4 separate regions of the Mus musculus genome follow, and regions 1, 3 and 4 are each linked to region 2. A link is a loop called in an ENCODE intact Hi-C map of the cell type or tissue named here. Cell type or tissue: left cerebral cortex. All regions are shown on one strand. Region 1 overlaps Sh3gl2 (SH3-domain GRB2-like 2). Region 2 holds the start of Sh3gl2 (SH3-domain GRB2-like 2). Region 3 overlaps Sh3gl2 (SH3-domain GRB2-like 2). Region 4 overlaps Sh3gl2 (SH3-domain GRB2-like 2).

Region 1 (5,000 bases), 52 kb before region 2:
CCCTCTAACACGGACCCCACTCCTGCAGAATCTAACATTTCGTACCTCTATCCCAGGTACCCATGAGCTTCTTAAGAACTGCATCAGGAGTCCTGAGCCACGCCTTGGTTACTGGCAGAGCTATGCTGGGATGAGCCATACCTTAACGACATTAAATTTCTGTTCTACTTCTTGCTCCTCCCCCTCCTAAGTGCTGGGGCTCAAAATGGGGCTAGACTAGCACTTTATTGCTGAGCTACATCCTCTGCCTGAAAGGAGGAGGAGGAGGAGGATGAGGATGAGGAGGAGGAGGAAGAGGAGAAGGAAGAGGAGGAAGGAGAAGGAGAAGGAGAAAGAGAAAGGAAAGTGGGAAGGGGATGAGAGGAAAAGGAGGATCAATCCATACTGCCGTGTGAATAGTCCATAAACATAAAGTCTGTTGTATTGTTAACAGTATAGCAAGAACAAACACAAGACAGGAAACACACAAAAGGAGAGCACCCCAAGAAGGCAGCACCTGAAGCCAGACAAGGTCCACTGAGGCATCTATGGTGGTAGGAGTAGCTCTCTAATTGCAGGCCATCTTCACTGGCCATAAAGCCCCCACCTCTCTTCACCTCCCTCTATTCATCCCTAAACATGACCTGAGGCCACAGCAAATTGAAAATACTGACATGGACTGAGAGTCCCATGACATATGGAGGCAGAAAAGGAACAGGTGTTAGGTAGAGATCAGAACCCATCCCAGACCTGCACCTGCTGAGCAAAGAAACAGGGTCCTGGAGGAGCCATCTGCTGTACTCCATGGCCAGAGGCCCCTGTGGGAAGCGCTACCAGAATCGAGAGGACATGTCCCCATCCCCAGCACCCTAAAGTTCAAGCAGAGGCACACAGAGGAAGAAGCCTAGAACACAGGGCCGGGGATTGGGGGGGGGGGGGGGGGGGCAGGAGAACTTCTGCACTGCTCAGTGGCCTCGGGCAGCAAGACAGCTGCTTATTACAGTTTTCTCTCGTTGCCTGGGGATGATCAAAGTTTAAGATAGACTTGCTGGGACACGCTCTCCAGAGTGACCTCAGTCTCCCTTTCACTTTGAAAATACTATCGCTTAACATTCTGTGAAACCGCAAATAGGAAACTGAGTCAACAGTCTCCTTCCCTTCCCACCCCAACACATTTCTCAGCCCCTAGATATTTCCAGAGTCCCGCCTGTGCCCCCCTGTCTTCTGGGTCATGGACCACAGTAATGGAGCACCAAGCTGGGGGAGGGGGGCTCCAATGGCATGCTGATTCGCCCACTTACACCTCACTTACCACCTGCTTTGTCGCTGCAAAGGTGTTGTTCTCTTTCCTTACTTCCATCCCTATGAAATGGACCTACCCTCTCCCCACCTTTCACACAAGGTTGTTGTCAACAGCATCTCATGTGAAATGTACAAACACATTCCACAATGAGCACCACAGGTAAGGAACTGTCAGGGAGGTGGGTTATTTGTAAAGGAGCATGGCTTGCTGGAACCCTTCACCACTGATCTGGCTCAGCCACAAAGCAGTAACAGGGGTCCTAGACTAGAATCCATTGAAACTGAGTCCCAGCCTGAGTGGCCTTGTGAGGCTGTTGCTTCCATGAAACCCAACTCTTCCTCCTCATTCACTCAAGAGCATCCAATGTTACAGGAGAGCCCACAGAGCTGTGTGCAACAGGACAATGGCGATTGGTATATTAAATGCCCAATAGGATTCCTCTAAACATCCGACTTGGTGTCCACCCCACCCCCATTTATAGTTTTGATTCAGGATTAAAAGGATCAAGTGAGACATCTCAGATGGAAAAGGGTGCAATGTGGAAACAGATTTGTTACAAGTGTCCTGGGTACCCAATTAGAATACCCCTTTGGCCATGGGGGAATTTTCAGTCCTGCTATTTCTGCAGAGTCCCTCCCCTTTTAGGAAGGCTGCTGAAATTAAGACCAACCCCTGACAGATTTCTGCCTAAAACTGGAAGCTATCCCCCCGCCCCATTTGGAGGCTGCAGATGGCTTATTTGCATATTGCAATTCTCCTACTTGATGACTGTTTGGGGGGGATTGTGGGAAGAAGCAGATGGAGGACGCGCTCTGTGCTAATGTGTCACCCTGGCAAGTAACCAGGCTGATAATGAATCTCTAAACAATACACTTTCAAGACAATTCATAAAGTATGTTCATTAAAAGGTTAACAGGAAGTGGGCATGAGTGTAGATAATACCGAAATACAAACACAGATGGTGGTAGTTACCAAAAGAATACCACGGTGGTAGTTTGCCCAACTTTACAGTTTTACATTCAAACTTAACATCTTAGATCAAAAGATGGAAGAAATTAATAATCTCAAGAATTTATGTAAAATAGTCCATTGGTTATGAAGAACCAAAATGGAGTATTAAAAAAAAATTAACGGTTGGGAAGTCAAAGTGTTACATAGCAAAGTAGAAAACAAAGTAAAAACCTTAGGCAACAGTTGGCAGATCTCCAGGCCAAAGCCATCCCAATTTTGTCCCAAATGGCCAGAAAATTTTTGACTAAAATATTATGTTATTTTCCCCCTTCTCTTTCCTTACTCCAACCCCTCCCTTGCTCCTCCTTGAATCCATGGCCTTCTTTTCCTTAAGTCGTTAATGTTTCACACACACACACACACACACACACACACACACACACACATCAATACGAGCAGCTCATGCCCTTTAGCAGTATGGGGGCGGGTGGCTATGGGGGTGTGAAAGCAGGGATGACTACTTGTTAGTGACTAAGCAGTTAAGGAGTTACTCCCCGGAGAAGACTCCTTCTTAGTTGCCTGAGGTTCTCTGTCTACAGAAGATTTCTCCCTTCCAGGTTGGTACGTCTACTGGCGTTCTTCTTCTTCATGTCTTGCTTATGCAGCATACTTTCGGGTATCATGAGTGAAGCTGCCTTGTCATTTCTACAAAACACAATTTCACACCTGGTCCTCTGACTCTTAAAATCTTTCGGGCCTCTCTTCCTCAATCTCCCCTGAGCCTCAGGTGCAGGACTTGTGTTGGCTAAGGCTGGTACCCTGTGATCACCTGTTCTCTGGATTTTGACCAGTTTGGTTTTTCATAATGGTCTCCTGTTGCAAAGAGAAATTTCTGGATGAGGCGTGAAAGCTACACTTATCTGTGACTACAAGGATAGATATTTAGAATGCAGTTAGGGATCACGCTAATCCCCTCACTGGACTGAAGGTGGTAGACTCTCCTCTAAGATACATGACTTCACCTGTCCCAGGTGGTTCACCACATAATTTTAAGGAAAAATTGTTTTCATCCGGAATTACTCAAACTGTGGCTTTAATTCTCTACAATGTATCACATGTAAGTATTTTTTGAGAAATAGTCATGTTAGTCCCAGAGTCCCTATACTGTGACCATTCATAGGTAGAGAACCTCAAATAACTAGAAATATCCCTGGCAGGGAGATTTTAGGCAGAGTAAAGGAGCAAAGACCATGTTCTCCCCTTTCCTATCTGATTATAGTCCTGACACTCCTTGCCAATATTCTATGTGAACCAGGTACTGAGTGCAATTAAATAAGAGCACAGTACACAAAGGCTTCATGTAGCTGCAGCTATGGGTGTAACAAAAAGTAGCAAGTGAATTCAAGTGTACAAAGATTCTCAGGAGGACATTCAAACTGCTGATGAAATGGTACCCAAGGTGTCACATACATTTCAGAGATACAAATTAACAGAATCTCCCAGAGTAATTTTATTGTTTGCATTATGATCAAATTTAGGATTATTCTACTCCTAAATTACAAGAATATTTTATGGGTGAAGACATTCACTGTAAAATTATCTTTAGGAAAAAGAAAATGGTCATAGTTCTCCTCTCACAGATTATTAATTATATAAACAAGCATACAAATACATTATAAAATTATCTATAGATATTTAAATGTTTAAAGTCACTACCACTTTAAGATTTGAGGGGGTTGTTCTTGTTTCTACTTCTGATGTGTTTATCTGTTGTGTGGGACAGTGCACATAAGTGAAAAGCAGGTGGAGGCCAGGCACGGTGTTGGACCCTGGAGCTGGAGTTAGAGGCAGTGGTGAGCTCTGGAAAATGAGTACTGGGAACCCACCCTGGCTCCTCTTCAAGAGTAGATCCTCTAACATTTTGAGGGGGGAGTTGTATGTTTTTAACTGAAATAAAATTACATCACTTCCCCCTCCTTCTAAGGACCCTCCTCCAACTCATCCTACCCACCCCCACTCTCCAGCTGACAGCCTCTTTTTCTTTGATTATTGTGGTTCTATACATTAATTTAAAAAGGCATTCGAACAACACAATTAAATGTTATCACGCTTCCTGTGATCACTTGAAACTCAGTTGACATATTTAAAAGTTGTACAATCTTACCATAAATAAGAATCATTTTGTGATCAGAAAACCCCAAGAACCCAAATCTCTGAATTTCAAACCACTGTGTCACACTTACTTGAGATAGCCCCAACCTTCATCCTTGGGCTTCCTCCTTGTCCATCAAGTCAGCAAGTGTGGCAGAGTCTTTGCTGAGAAGTCTTTCTCACCACTCCAATCTTCTCTAGCGCCACTTCTGCCCTGTAAGCCACCTTGGCTACTTCTTTCCCACCTGCAGACTTCTGATTCAATGATTATCCTTCAGACTAGCAGTAGGCCTCTGCTAGATTTCAGTTCCTGGTTCTGCCCCCTCATCATCTGCATGCCCAGGAGCCCCTGCTTATCTCTTCAGTGTGCCAGTCCCATCAGTTAAATGAGACAACCGATACCAGCATCTGCTTTGGGGCTGGGGGGAAGGTCGAAAGAGCAACAGACACACGATTAGAAGAGTGCCTGATATCAGAGAGGTGATCTGCTGATGGATTCTAACATAAAACACATGAGTGACAAAGAACACACATCCCATAAATAATACTGAATGGTTGTTTTACGACTGCACTACACCAATCACATCCAGTAAGACTCTTTACATAGGTTTTTAAA
Region 2 (5,000 bases):
AAACCAAATATATATGTAGTTAGAAGCACTTCCTAAAATGACTGTTTCCTGTCTCCCTAAATTAGTTCCCAACAGAACTCATTTGATGATGCTAAGTCTATGGTGACAGAGATGATGCTCAGGGGTGAATGTCATCCTGCACCTTAATTTAAGCAAACTTGAGGAATGCAGTCTTCACCTTTTCCCTATGCCTTTTGCAATAGTACTGAGGCTGTGAACTCGGTAATGAGACTCATGTATAGCAGAGGAGGACTGCCTGGTCTGGCCTCAGTGGAAGAAGATGTGCGAGAGACTTGAGATTCCTGGGAGTGGGAAGACCTGGTGTGCGTGACATCCTCTTGGAGACAGGAGGGAGAAATGGGATGAGGAACTGTGGGAGGGGGGACCCAGAGGGAAGGGAGTGGCTGGATTGTAAAAAAAGATAAAAGTAATGTTTTTAAAAAACAAGAAATTACAGAAGCCACACAATTAAGGTTAGCTTAGGATAAGGATCTTTAAAGCTAAATGGTTACGCAAAAAGTATTTTACGGTTTATCAATAAAGTCGTTTCTTGTTAAATATATCTTAAAATTTAACCTGTTCCAAATGAATAAAAGGGTTGTAACTCCACACATTATGTAAGAAATGGGTCACATCGTAAGTATTTTTGGACATTTTCTCTTTGTAAAATCACTGAGTTGGGCCCAATGAGATTTAAATTATGTGGGTCTGGATTAAATTTTAATCTCAGCTTACCCCACACAGAAAATTTGGCACATCTAGTAAACAGTGATTTTCAAGTTTTTAACAACTGCCTCCGCAGTAAAACCCGTGGGAGAACTTTAAAGACTTGCAGACCACTGATCAAACCATGGCCTCAAATAAGCTTCACCAAGGAGTTCTCCAGGGAAAAAAGTTAATGCATGCATGCTCCTTAGGGGAACCACATTCTCCCATGCTGGGAGCCTGGGGAGGCCTGGGAAGGAGGGGTTCTGAGAAGGCCTGGGAGCGCAAAGCCTGGAGCAAGCGCAGAGCGCGGGCACCTCCGCAGCCTCCAGAGCGAACCTCGCTCCAGCCAGCACATCCCAGGACAGTGGGGCACACCACACCGCAAGGTCACCGCACCGAGGCGACTTTACATAATCTCCCGCCGCGCCGCCAAGCACCTGCGCGGCACCCTCCGTGCAGAGCCTGAGAGCTGCCGTGCAGGGACTAACTGCCTGGGAACCCGGTGGGCGGCGAACCGAGACAGCGGGGACAGAGAGCAGAGATGCCAGGGGAAGGGAACTGAGGTCTGAGTGCTAGAGTGGCAGGGACCACAGGGACTCGGAGTGGGAAGAGGAAGCAGGGATGCAGCGGCCAGGGAGGAGACTCGCGGAGCGAGCACCGATCGGAGACAGGGAGCCGGGTTATGGAGCCAGGCTGCCGCGCAGCGCCCCGCGGGGACCAGATCAGAACAGGGAGGGGTTGCAGGGGAGGACGCCGTCTGTCTGTCGGTCTGCGGGGCGGCCCATGGCGCACCTGCACGCGCCCTACCTGAGTGGCTTTGTGGAACTGCTTCTTCAGCCCTGCCACCGACATGATGGGATGCGGGAGGCTGCGCGGCCGGCAGATGCAGATGCAGATGCGGAGAGGCGGCTGGGGTCGCCGGGCCGCCGCTGGTCGTGCGACCGCGGGAGCTGCTGGCGCGGGGGCGCGGCGCGGGACGCGGGCTTGTGCGGAGAGACACCCTGACGTCAGGGCGGGTGATGCGGCCTCTTAAAGGGGACGCGGGAAGCCCCGCCCAGGGCGCAAGCCGAGGCAGGTGAGCGCGAGGAACCCCCGCACTGTGCGGGGGCGAAAGTCCCTCCACGGTCCGAAGCCTGGGCTGTCTTCAGCTGTGGGAGTCGTTCGTTCGTGGCCCTGGCAAAGGGATCACCGCCTTTGGGCAGTCTAGACTCAGGTGACCCAGCTCCCAGGTAGCCGCAGTGGTGCTGCCTGCGCACTGCCCTTGCCCTTTGAGCCTGGCCTCCCTGTGGTTGAAAAGCAGGGTGGCGGCTTATCTGGATCATGAATAAGTTATTGCTCATTTCATGCCCTGCCTTCCCGCATGATTGGCCACCGAAAACATTTCTCTGCCTCGATTTTAATATCCCTTAAGCTTGTTTCACCTTAGGGAAATCTATCAACTTTTTTTTTCCTGTTCTAGTACAACTTAACTACTTAAGATGAAGAGAGGTCCCTACAGTTTGACTGGGATACTGGAATGGAATTGATATGAGCTATAGCATATATTGATATGAGTAATAACATTTAATCTTCTATTTTCAAAAGAAAAAAAAAACGAATGCGAACTTGGCATTCACACAATTATCATGGACATTTTTTTCTTTCTTTTTTTTTTTCGTTCTAACATTTTTATATAATGAGGAAAGGAAAGGCAGTAAGTTATACAAACACCACATAGGGACAAAGGGTGGATGGGACTGGGTGAAGGGCCCAGAGCAGCACCAGAAATCTGTGCTCTTATGAGCAGCCACTTCAAGTTTGTCTTGTATGGAAGAGCTTGTGGGAGAGTCTCAGATGCAGGCCACACCTGCATGTGTGGATCAAAGTGATGAGCCGCCAAGAGGAGAGTAATTACGGAGAATGTGGAAAGAATCAACAGGACCTGGATTGGGTTCCTAGAAATACAGTTCCCCTCCCGCCCCCCCCCCCTCTACTGCCTGGTGTAAAGGAAGCCAGTAGACTTCTGCAGCTTGAGTAAAGATGAACGGAAGAGCAGGTGCAAGGGGATTCTAGACACGGGCTGGGTACCACTCACCCTTGCTACTGTGAATCACAGCACAACAGAATATCGGAGCAGTGAGCAGTGAGCATACCCTTCCAGTCTGCAAAGCAAAGCAAAAGGAAGGAAGGGGTCTGTAGTCTTGTGGTCCTTGCTGCTGCCCAGACCTTCCAATCTGTGGTACTTTCTAATTTCTAAACTACCGTGGAGGCATTGGGATAAACATTGGTTAGAGGATTTAGGCAGGAGGGACATGCTAATTCTTAATAATTCACCTTTTGGTATCAGGGCCACAGGGTTCGCTTCTCTCTGCCACAAATCTATGATGTGGTCTGAAATTTGCAACTTTGGTCTCAACACATGAAAGAAGTGAAATGGGGACCTGAAGAGGCTCCTCGGAAACTTTGAGCACTTGCCTTAACCTTAAAATCTTAAAGCAAAGCTAGTCCCCGCCTTTCCTTGTCTCTTTGACTACTTACCTTCATAGCGTATGCTGCTAAAGATCAGAGGAACCACGTTGGGTTCTGCATAGAAAACTTCAAAGCGCTTTGAACCTATTGCTCTCACCTAGGTCTCATCTAAGTCAGGGATTCTATTTAAGCCTCAACTGTTAGCTATGAAAACCTTTGGGGTGTTGCCCCAGAAGAGAGGTGTTGAGCAGCTACTTTTGGAAGGCATCAGAGAAAGGGGTGTGAGGGGATGGTGCAGGAAGATGCCCACACATGTAAATTGGCCCTTGAACCCCAAGGTCAGCCAGTCTCAACCCCCCTAATGCTGCAATCCTTTAATACAGTTCCTCGTGTTGTGGTGCCCCTAACCATAAAATTCTTTTCTTTGCTGCTTCATAACTGTAATTTTGCTACTGAGATGAATCATTATATAAATATCTGTGTTCTCTGATGGTCATAGGCAACCCCTGTGAAAGGGCCATTTGATCCCAAAAGGGGTGGCAACCTACAGGTTGAGAAGCACTGCCCAAGTATTTCCAGGCCAATGATTCAAAGCCACTGTTTTATGTGCATATATTCTAACTTGAATGTAGAAGGAAAGTGTGCTTGGTGCTCAACGGCTCTCACATGGGAATTCTTCCACTGCAAAGGATCTGTAACTAAGTCTCAAAGCACAGCGTAGGCGGCTGTGGTTAGAATCAGAGGTCAGTAAGGAAGGCCTTTGACGAACTCAACATTTTACCCTTTCGTCTCCCGAGATAAAAATCACTGGGAAAATGGTAAATAAACCCGGATCAGCTCAAGAAAGGCCCAATTATGCGAATCCCCTACACAGCACCACCTCACTAATTGGGCAGTAAATTCATGGTCAGCAATAATTTCCTCACATCATTTATGCACTACTTCTCTCTGCATTATGGCAAAGCTTCCAGGAAATACCAGTCTGCTAGTGTGCACAGGGCTGATGCATCCCTAGTTACCTTTCATGGTGATATAGATCCCAGGAGAGAGGCAGATGGAAAGCTCCCACTTCCATCTTTCTCCCCACTGACCGTGTTCACAGTCTCTGGCCAGCACAAGGGTAAACTGCTCCAGAATTCATGTGCAGCTCAGTGAGCATGTGAATCACAACAAGGCCAAGGCGTTCAGTCCTAGCTTCAGATCTTACAGCTGAGAAATTCGAGGTGACACAGGGCAGTGAGTCACTCTTTTTCTACTACGGCCTCTAGCTAAACGCAGGACAGCTGTGTCGGTGCTAAGTGTAGACAGAGATGACCGAGTGAATGCATAGCCCTGTCACTGGTACCACTTAAGTCACAGGCTTAACACCCTTAGCCACATAGCCCTGTGAGTGGTGTGCTTGTGGATGCGATCTAGGAGCACGAGTGCTTGCCCGGAGTGGCAGGGCTAGCAACAGCTTCCTAGAAATGGGAAATCAAGGCCAAGGCCACCTTCATAACTCTGCTTCCAGAATTTCCCCCAAAAGCTACATAGCAAGGTACATATCTGCCTGGTCCCTTGGAGGTAAAACGTGAAAGTCTTATTCCTGTAATTCAGCCTTCATCTCTCCAAAGCACAATGGGTGTCTCCCTACCTAAGCCCTATTAGCCTAGTCACAGAAGAAAGATGAGAAGATGAGACAGCCAAGTGAGTGACTCACACCAGTCCAAGGATGCCTGACCTGCATGATATTGATCTCCTGATGCCCCAACATTCCTATCTGACTGCCCCCTCCATTTCCTTGGCTTTGAAGCCTTTCCCCATCCTCTTCCTTTCTTGCCCTTTCCCCATTTTCTGAGCTTCAG
Region 3 (5,000 bases), 120 kb before region 2:
TCCTTTACATTTCCAATGCTATCCCCAAAGTCCCCCATACCCACCCCCCCCCAATCCCCTACCCACTCACTCCCCCCTTTTGGCCCTGGCGTTCCCCTGTACTGGGACATATAAAGTTTGCAAGTCCAAAGGGCCTCTCTTTGCAGTGATGGCCGACTAGGCCATCTTTTGATGCATATGCAGCTAGAGACAAGAGCTTCGGGGTACTGGTTAGTTCATATTGTTGTTCCACCTATAGGGTTGTAGTTCCCTTTAGCTACTTGGGTAATATCTCTAGCTCCTGCATTGGGGGCCCTGTGACCCATCCAATAGCTGACTGTGATCATCCACTTCTGTATTTGCTAGGCCCCGGCATAGTCTCACAAGAGAGAGCTATATCTGGGTCCTTTCAGCAAAATTTTGCTAGTGTGTGCAATGGTGTCAGCGTTTAAGAGAACCTGAAATATCAAGTCCCATGAAAACCTTAGATGTGGCCTTGACAGTGCTCGTTTCCAGGACTAGATAGGGGAGTTAGCGTCTATGCTTGAAAGGCCAAGATCAAAATGAAAAGCCAAGCAGTCATCTTGACAAACTGCAGTGCACAGGGCTGCAGAGAGACCACAAGCCCAAGCACATGGCAGAAAGATCCAGAGAGGAGTGGGTGGACTTTCCGTATTCCCCACCTTGATGTAGCCTATGTGTTCAAAGCAAGCCAGGAACTAGTGTCAGGCTTCCAATCTCCATCACATTCCCTAAGAGGAAGAAGAGCACACAATTCACTTCCAGGGCAGTCTCTGCACCATCACCTTAGTACCAAGTCAATATTTTTGTGTATATGTGCCAAGAAGTGGTACAACGATTTCAATCTTCAAATTGAAGACAGATAAGAACCCATTTCTTCTGCTGATAAAATACAGCTTTCCCACTGATGGTTACTAAGTTTATGAACAAGATACTCAACAACAGATGAGGATCTCTGCAACAACAAAATAGAAATTAAAAGGACTCTGTTATCAAAGGAAGGTGCACGGAAGCCACAGTGAAGTGAAACATCGCACCATGTCTCATACAGATGCATAATCCTCTCAGTCAGAAGCAGAATAAATACTGAAACATGGGGAGGAGCCTTCACCTTCACAGAGCACAGTACTTTAAATATGAATAACCACAGGGGCATTGAAACATCTAAATATACAGATAAAGTTATGATGCTGTTCCTTCCTCATATTTATGAGCTGCCTTGACCTTGGCAGATCACAAAAAAAAGAAAGAAAGAAAGAAAGAAAGAAAGAAAGAAAGAAAGAAAGAAAGAAAGAAAGAAAGAAAGAAAGAAAGAAAGAAAGAAAGAAAGGAAAAGAAAACACTGACTAGACTTAGGCCTGGGAAGAATTTCTAGGAACAATCTAGAAATAACTGAATCATGCATACAGGGATTTATGTTTTAGAAGCTACAGTTTCTTTTCTTTTTTTTTTAAACCAAGTTAGAAAGAAGTACTACTGGGGGCTGTGGAGAGATGACAAAGCAACACTTGCTGCCTGTGGGAAGATGTGCTGCATTTTCGTGACTAATGACTAGCTCCATTCCACTGTTCCTGGTATACTCAAGGAATATGAAAATAATCCTCAAGGTCATGTATCTGTGCTTACTAAAGCAGAGAGCTAAGTGAAGATTCTTTAAGATAAGAACAGTATGTCCCATCCTTCTGACACCCCCATTTATTTGCTGGTATAAAGTTGACCCATCAAAGTTAGTGGATGGAAGGATAGAAGGATGGGAGAAATAATGTATATCAGGCCATAGGCAAAAAGGATGCTGCTCGCTCCCTACAGCCGTGTTTCTTAATGCAGAACCATCTGAGCCTCTCCCAGACTAATTAAACCTCATTATCCTATACTATTAGATAAGAAGACTGAGAAATGGAGCTTAGGAACTCCCCTGTAAATGTAATAAATGCTGCCACATAGTATTTCACACATCCTTCCAGGCCTGACCCCAGTGGTGTGTCTGATCAATAAACAGCATCTCCTCTCTACTGCAGTTCGTCTGCTGCTGGCAATAGGACAGGGTGCTTCTAAGTCACAGCAAGAAGCTCCTGCTCCCTGTGAGTGTGGAAGGACATAAGCCAGGGCTGCAAAAGCAGCGCGCTGGATTCTGCCTCTGCTTTCTGCTGAACGTGTTTACTGCTTCCCCATATGGCAAATGCTAAAGTCTTACCACGACCATCTGGAGATGCAGAATATTCAGCTACGAAAGTATCAGTTGGAACTTAGAGTGTTCTGCTTAGAAGCATGGAGTTCACCTAGAAACTCAGTTGTGTTTTGCAAGAGCCCAGTCTAAGCAATAGCAGGAAAATACACAAAATACACAAAAATATGTGTTTACAGGCCTGTGATCACCACCCTGCACTAAAATTCATTAAATATGTAGGATACACAGGTTTTGAACAGAATCTTAAATTTGAGAAGATCCTAGGTATAGCATCCTACAGAATAAAGGAAATACATCTTTAAGTAGTACCACTAAAAAGACCAACACATTGATAGCTATCATTGCATACTGTGCTTGCTTCACATAGCTTCATGAATTTTACCGTCTCAGAAATAGGTAGTGTCCAGCAATCACTGCCTGTTTCTCTGCCATGTTATCTCCCTTCTACATCCTGTCAGCCTCTGGAAGAGCCATGAATCCTCAGCAGATGCTGTGCATCTGGCTCCTCAAAGAAGGCAGGTAGACTTCCACTAAGTGTCACACGCTAGAAAGGAGGCAACCGAGGTCCACAGAGATCTGGAGAGGTGACTTGGAAAGGCAGGGAACAAGATGCTCTCAGAACTGAGTAGGGATGTGGTTGAGTAGGAATTAGACTCCTCTCGGGACTGCACTGAAGAAATTCAGAGGGAGATTGGTAGAGAACTGACTTCAGTTAACATAAGAAAAAAGTCTGTAATTACATGCAAAAGTGTCTAAAATAGAAAATATTTTCATTGAAAGGAAGAGGTATATTGGAAAGGTTTTGTTCAGAGACTCGGAGACTTAGCTGCATAAGCTGTATGATCCCCCTGCCTCCAATTTTTAGGAGTTGGCACTTTGCTTCTTCCTCTGAGGTCCCAAAGCACACACAGTACACTTAGCAACGCCCTGGATCTGATGTCAATGCTTTGTATTTCAATCTCCCTCCTGAGTCAGAAAGCCACTTGTAAACAAGATGCATAGTCTTATTCCTCTCTGCATCCACTGTCCTTCCACAGTATCTAGAACATACTAGAAGCTCAATCAATATTTGTTAAATTAATTAATAACAGTTCAGCTGGTTAAAAAAAAATAACATTAATGTGTATATGTCTATGTGTGGCTATGCGCAAATGTGGTTTATTACAGTTTGTAAGTGTCCTCGGGAAAGGACTGTGAAGGCCTGGCCTCCCAGTTAAGAGATGCATCCACTGAAAATTAAATCATGAATGAATGACTCTGACTTAGTCAGTTAATAAATCTATTGGTAGACCTGTAACTTGATGACATCACTGGAAAATAATGGAAACTCCTAGAAGTGGAGCCTAATAGAAAGAAGGTCCCAGAGGGGTGTGCCTTTGAAGGACACTTCTTGCCTCTGGCTTCTCTGGGTCTCTCTCTATTTTTCAGATAGCATGAGATGAACAGTTCTGACCCAGCATCCCCTTTGGTTTGGGAAGATCCAACAAATGGAGCTAACTGAGCTCAGACTGAAACCGGGAGCCTCATTGAATCCATCCTCCATTGTACTGTTTTAAAAACAACTACACCCTGACTAACATCAGGAGCTGGTCTCTATACACATATGAATTTATACTCATGCAAATGTCCCTTTCCCTTACATGAATTCTTTGCATTCCCATGTTAGTCTCGATGTGTAAGCTCTTAATGGTGCTGCCTGGTGGATCTTTAAGCACCATGGATAAATGCACAGATGGCCCATTACGTGTTAGGACATCAGATACCGTACTGGAAACAGGCTAATACCCAGGGCCTTACGCTCTGCTGAGGAATATCACAAATCTGCGTCTGTGTCTAGATACAAATCATACGTGTTTGGTTTCATGAACATGCCAATGAGAAACAGGTTTTCACGGCTGGGTTTAGGAACTTGGTAAAACATCTTTACTGAAGGCTTTAATAATGATGTCATGCCTGATGATCCAGCACTGAAAGGGCAGCAAACCTCGTGAAAGCTCACAGAGAAGGGCTTCCTGAAGCAGATTTTTGAACGAAAATAAACACTGGCTTCTAACCGTGCTTAAGAGCTAGATGACAACCTATCCTTTTCAGCTTTGTCAGTACACTGGGTAAAGGAAAATGTCAAAATTTTAAAAAACGGCTCAGATTTTCAGAGAGTGTTGCCACCTAAAATCCATCCACAGGTGACATTATGAGGTTTTTTTTTTCCTTTCTTTCTTTTTATTCATTTTTATTGGTTATTTTATTTATTTACATTTCAAAGGTTATCCCCCTTCCTGGTTTCAGGTAGCCCCCTATCCAACGCCCCCCTGCTTCTATGAGGGTGCTCCCCCACTCACCCACTCCAGTCTCACTGGCCTGGCATTCCCCAACACTGGAACATCAAGCCTTCACAGGACCAAGGGCCTCCCCTCCCATTGATGTGCAAAAAGGCTATCCTCTGCTACATATTCAGCTGGAGCCATGGGTCCCTCCATGTGTATTCTTTGGTTGGTGGGTTAGTCCCTGGGAGCTCTGATATTGTTGTTCTTCCTATGGGGTTGCAAACCCCTTCAGCTCTTTCAGTCCTTTCTCTAACTCCTCCATTGGGGTTCCTGTGCTCAGTTCGATGGTTGGCTGCAAGCATCTACATCTGTGTTGGACAGGCTCTGGCAGAACCTCTCTACTCAGTGATTAAAAACAACGACTTCAGTATGAGGTTTCTCAATCCACCAGTTAGCTCATCTGGGCCATGGCAGACTGCACTGAAGTTTCTCCTTATGAAACTCTAGAGAATAAAATGGCTTCTTCCAGGCCCTGCACATCCTTCTTG
Region 4 (5,000 bases), 170 kb before region 2:
AAGGGGCTTTTTTTTAAGAAAAAAAAAATGGTGGGAAGATTGTTTAACAAGGAAGTTGAAGACAGAGGAACCAATGCTCTGCTCAGGAGCTGCAGGGCTGCAGCTGTGATCCTGGATTGATGGCCCTTGGTCTCCAGTGCCTTTCATCTTATGGAGCTGTAGGAAATTCACGTGCCCTCTTCTGTGTATCCCAGGGAGACTGTCTGGGAAATGAGAATCTGCGTGTGTGTGAGAAGAAGGATCGCACAGACCTGAATCTCCCTCAGATCCTTGTCATGAAGATTCTGAAGGGGGTCGATGAAATTCTGCTTCACTTCCATGTCCAATGAGTCCTTGACCTCCGAGAGCTCCCTCATGGCTTCTCCCACCTCACCGAGAGCAGGACCTGAGAGGGGAAAATGAAGATCTCACACCCTGAAGAATAAAGACAAGCACTCTTTGCAACAACAGCCTTCAAGATGGCTGTGTAGGGATTGCCTCTGTCCTATAACAGCAACAGAGTCTAAGAAAGCCCATAGTGTTCTCAAGACAAAAGAAGTTTTTCTATTTACCACAGTCATTCTGAAAACCAGGCTCCATGGACCCTTTAAAAGGAGGAGTATCCCTCCTTACCAGGAACTGGATATTTTACTCTGAATACTATTTTGCAAGGCTCTCTGTTCTCTGTGATAGGCACTAGTTCTCATTAATATGAGATCAGTTGCAGCTCAATGCTTTTAGCAGAAGCAGATACTAAAAACTGAGGAAAAAGGGACTAGAGAGGTCCCATGTCAATAGGAGTGAAGGCAGAAGGTGCTTGAAGGCAGAAGGTGCTTAGGGTCCTGAGAGCCAGGCAAGAGAGGAGATAGAATAAATTCTATTTTGCCTGGAGCAACAGAATCAGGGATCCCAAACAAATGAGCAGTGGATTAATCCTAGAGAGCCCAGGTGCCAGTGTAGGAATTCACGCTGATTGTGACTGCTCGATCTGCTTTAATACGCAGCTCCTGCCAGATACACCCAGGAAAGTGCCAAGGCATCTGGGCATGTCTGCCGGAACTGTTGTCAAGGCTGGGGTCCCATTAGAGGAAAAGGACAAAAGCTGCGTAGACAAATCACTTTAAACACTGGCAGTCCTAAAATCACATTTCATCCCCCATATATAACATCTACAAGTGAGAATTAAAATATAAGCAGGCTGACTGATGATCTCGAGTTTGCTGTTGTTAGTGGGTTTTGCTTTGTTGTTTTGTTTTGTTTTTTAATCAGCACCACAACCTCCTTGGAGACCTGCAGTATGGCCAAGGCTACTTACCAAAGTTGCAATCATCACCCAGCTCCCTGCCGAACTTGAGCATGGCCTCTGCCAGCAGTGCTTCCGCCTGAGGGTAGCCTGGCCCCTTCTCTTGGCCGCGGATTTTCGACATGGTGTTGATCATACTGAGCTTAGCCCTGGAAGCTGGAGACAAAGGGAGAACAGCCTTTAGGAGATAGCATCACTATTCATAATGGGAACTGGGCTGGCTGGAGAACCAAGCTCCAATCAGCCCAGACATCTACTCGGCTCCTAAAGCTGCACCTTCACTGGGCCTACAGCCCTTGGGTACAATATGTGGGCAACTGAATATACATCAACTCTAAACTTCAACTCCAAGTAGAATTATACTGCAAGGCCAAATACAGGTCTTCACGGGGCAGCAGCATGGTTTGGGTGCTGTCCCCACATCCTCCTGCCTGAAACAGGGCAGAGACTCTGGGGCTTGTACACTGCATCCTAGAAATACCTGACCATATCCTCATCTTCCAGTTTTATTCCTGTTTCATATCTCAACTCTAGGAGTATGTGGATTAAACTAAGAAACGGTGGTGAACTCGTGGGCCTGGGTCTTGTTTCCTTTACAACATGTGTAAAATAAACTATTCTCAAAGTCATCTCTAAACTAAGAATAAAATGCTATATTTATTAAAATATCTAACTACATCTCTTAAACATCTCGGCTGAAGATTGAGTTTGTTTGTCAAAGATTACCTCTCGATTCCTCTTCTCATTTTGTTCTTTGTTTTTGTTTGTTTGTTTGTTTGTTTTCAAGAGGTGCCTAAAGAGTTACTCCCACCCACTTTAGTGGAAGAAGTCATTTTAGTAACACATTACTGAAGACTATGATCTGACTGATCCTAGGTGTCCCCGATTCATTATCAGAGTTGATTACACGCTAACCTGGGACTGAGCCCACAATGCCAGCTGCAGGAAAACCCTTGAGGAAATCTCAGCTGAAAGTAAAAATACCTTCTAGCACGTGGAGACTAGTATTTGATCTTAAACACACAGTTTAAATAGGCTTTTATTTAAACTTTGGGCCTCCAAGATAGAGTAAAAATGAGAAAAATTATCCCCATTCACAAAGTTTATAATAAGCTGAAGGCAGAATCTGTCATGAGAGCAATTAGATTGAAGTGTTTATATTCAATGCCAGGACAGGAGACTCCAATGAGTCACAGAAACAAGGCCTACAGGGTGAAGCACTGTAAGGGAAAATATCCATAGGGAAGCATAATTGAGCCTTGAACCATATAGTATTCAGCAGCAAGTGGCGTTAGTATCACACACAAAGCTGGTGGTGACCGCAACAAAGACAAAATTTACCTTTTATTCACTTCAAGCTTTTGTAGAAAAAAATTTCATACATGTTAGATTTGAGGAAGTGCTTCATAATTACCTATTACCTGGAGTAGACCTGCATAGTCTTTCCCACAGACAGCCATGGCTGAGGTCCAGGAGAGAGCTCCTGCCACACAGCGCCCACACAGAGTAAGGAGTCAGTTAAATAGCTACAACTGGTAAGTACTATGTCAATGCTAGCACCAGACACTAGACAGCCCGACATAGAAGAGCAGAAGCAACATCATACATACAAAGGAAACAAGAGGGTACCAGAAAATGAGGACCGGATGAACAGAAGGAGAGAAGAGATGTGGACACCAGAGAACCACAGTAACTCACACCTCTCCAATCCTGCCTTGCCCATGATGAATGCCTTTTACAAACACTGGTTATTGATTTATGACTATGTTTTGGTTTTATTACGATCTGATTTTCATAACATGATATATTGTGGGTGATTTTCAAATCCTTTTTGAATCTTGTTAAATTATAGAGAGCTTTATTATTTTATTCATCACTTAAGGGCATATTGATACATTCCACATCTTTAGAAAAGGGAAGAAAGCCATAAGATTTTATTTCTTCAAATAATGTAAAAACATGTATACCCACAGGTTTGAAGAAATTCTCTTTTATATTCACTTGTGGACTCATTACATTTTTAAGAATCTTAGATTGATAAAATGTCTGTGTCCTTGAAAAACATCATTGATTGCTTAACTGCTTATCTTCAAATGGTCGCATGATTGTTTTAAAATTATTTTCCAAATAGCTCTCTAAAAAACTGACAATGAACCTAGGAAACATAAATAGGAAACATTCAAAGTCCTATAATGCCATCTTTGCTTAGTTGCTTCACCAAATTATGCATGAGTCAGGAATCCCAAACTCTTACTTCCCTAAGAAGGAGTCGCCTCTCCTTCAAACTACGTAAACATCCTAACTTCCCCACCATCCTCCTCTGGGCTTAGTGAATAAAGAGATCTCTAACATCATTCTCTCTCCTGAGCTATGAAAGCAAACATGCTAGAGTGGTCTGTGTGTCTCTCAGCAAAGGGCAGCATAAGTCAGTGTGTATAGTAAGTGTTAGCACAATGGCTGCAGCCACAACACAATGGGCAGCCCTCTGGCAATGGTTTTGAAAAAAAAAAAGATTGCTCACATGTTCATGTGAAGGAGAGCTTTCTAAGGTGTACCAGAGAATGAACACAGAGCCTTGATTCTCTAGATGGAAGAAAGAGGGAGAAGGAATCCAGTAGATTTCTTTTAAGACAATAGCTGATCATGCTGAGTAACAGTCAGAACATGTTCTCATGAGTTGGCATGGTTTGAATATGGGTTGTGTCCACCAAATGTTAAGGGTTTGGTCCCTCGTATGGTACTATTGTGTTCACTCAGTCTCCTTATGTGGCTTGATATGGCCGTTCATCCCAATACACAGTCCTACCACAGCATGTTACCATCCTCTTCTGTCTTTATAGGTCAATCGAATGGAGCATATGTGATCATGGACTCTGACCTAAACAAATGTCTTTTTGCTTTACAGGTGGTCAGTGTCTAGTATATCATTATAATCATGCAAAGATGGCTAATATATGATCCCATATTCTCCATTTTCACCAAAGAGCCTGACAACCAAATCTGTAGCTTCTGAATGGTGTGTGCGTGTGTGTGTGTGTGTGTGTGTGTGTGTGTGTGTGTGTATGAGTGTGGGTTGAGGGGGTAGATTATTCTCTGGAGAAAACAGAAAGCAAGATAACCAGAGGGGTATCTAACCATACGAGATGCATCTGATGCTTCAACCAAAGGCTGACCACCTTGGAAGAGGGTCACTGGAGGTGATCTACCTGTCTTCTATACTCACAGAGCCTTTCTTTATATACAGACATAGAAAAGATGGCCACGATCACAAGAGTCCAGAAAAAGACCTGTAAAGGAACACTAGAACCCAACAACAGCACGACAATAACAAAACCAAGCCAAAGGAATCACAAGAAACACAATTCAGGGAGTGCAACATACATTATCATTAACACCTTCAGGTGTCCAACATATTTTATCCACAAAATGCAGAGAAAGGAACTCTAAGAAATGTTCTAATCTGAACTTAAATACAACATAAACTAAAAAAAAATAAATAACCAAACCACAGAAACTCATATCTCACAAGAAGAAAAATGAAAATAAAAAAATAAGCAAAAAGATATGAAAAATTAGGAAAAAATACAGAATCATTATTAGTATAGGAAATGAAACAGCTAAATAAGCTGAATATTGAAGAAATGAAAAAGGGAAATTGCTTTCTAAGTTCAAGAGAATTTCCTAGAGCAAATAGCTGTGTCTCCAGAATAAAAAAGTT

What was found. Peaks named below come from ENCODE experiments on the same cell type or tissue, not always from the same donor. Only the 100,000 strongest peaks of a DNase experiment are listed, where the experiment ranks them.
Region 1: a loop joins it to region 2, with 2.3 times the contacts of the local background. A loop is called at or near these places in 5 of 42 quality-filtered maps.
Region 3: it touches region 2 in a loop (10-fold over the local background); 5 of 42 quality-filtered maps call a loop at or near these places.
Region 4: it touches region 2 in a loop (3-fold over the local background); 3 of 42 quality-filtered maps call a loop at or near these places.

Annotation. Positions count from the first base shown.
Region 1 is chr4:85,253,684-85,258,683 of GRCm38, reverse strand. The region is part of intron 1 of Sh3gl2 (SH3-domain GRB2-like 2); the gene reads right to left. Among named protein-coding and RNA genes, the nearest start is that of Sh3gl2, 51 kb to the right of the region's middle. In left cerebral cortex, no CTCF peak of the experiment used is centred here; DNase peaks (open chromatin) are centred at 63 and 2,724; H3K27ac peaks cover 330 bases.
Region 2 is chr4:85,202,137-85,207,136 of GRCm38, reverse strand. Sh3gl2 (SH3-domain GRB2-like 2) reads right to left here and starts at 1,681. Exons shown (of 9, transcript NM_019535.2): 1 at 1,516-1,681. The coding sequence starts at 1,560. In left cerebral cortex, a CTCF peak has its summit at 1,990; DNase peaks (open chromatin) are centred at 240, 1,098, 1,710 and 2,514; H3K4me3 peaks cover 2,277 bases; H3K27ac peaks cover 2,284 bases.
Region 3 is chr4:85,322,778-85,327,777 of GRCm38, reverse strand. All of the region lies in intron 1 of Sh3gl2 (SH3-domain GRB2-like 2), which reads right to left. Among named protein-coding and RNA genes, the nearest start is that of Sh3gl2, 120 kb to the right of the region's middle. In left cerebral cortex, no CTCF peak of the experiment used is centred here; DNase peaks (open chromatin) are centred at 1,525, 2,146 and 2,653; H3K27ac peaks cover 2,990 bases.
Region 4 is chr4:85,372,779-85,377,778 of GRCm38, reverse strand. It overlaps Sh3gl2 (SH3-domain GRB2-like 2), which reads right to left. Exons shown (of 9, transcript NM_019535.2): 4 at 1,295-1,438; 5 at 252-385. Among named protein-coding and RNA genes, the nearest start is that of Sh3gl2, 170 kb to the right of the region's middle. In left cerebral cortex, no CTCF peak of the experiment used is centred here; a DNase peak (open chromatin) is centred at 2,779.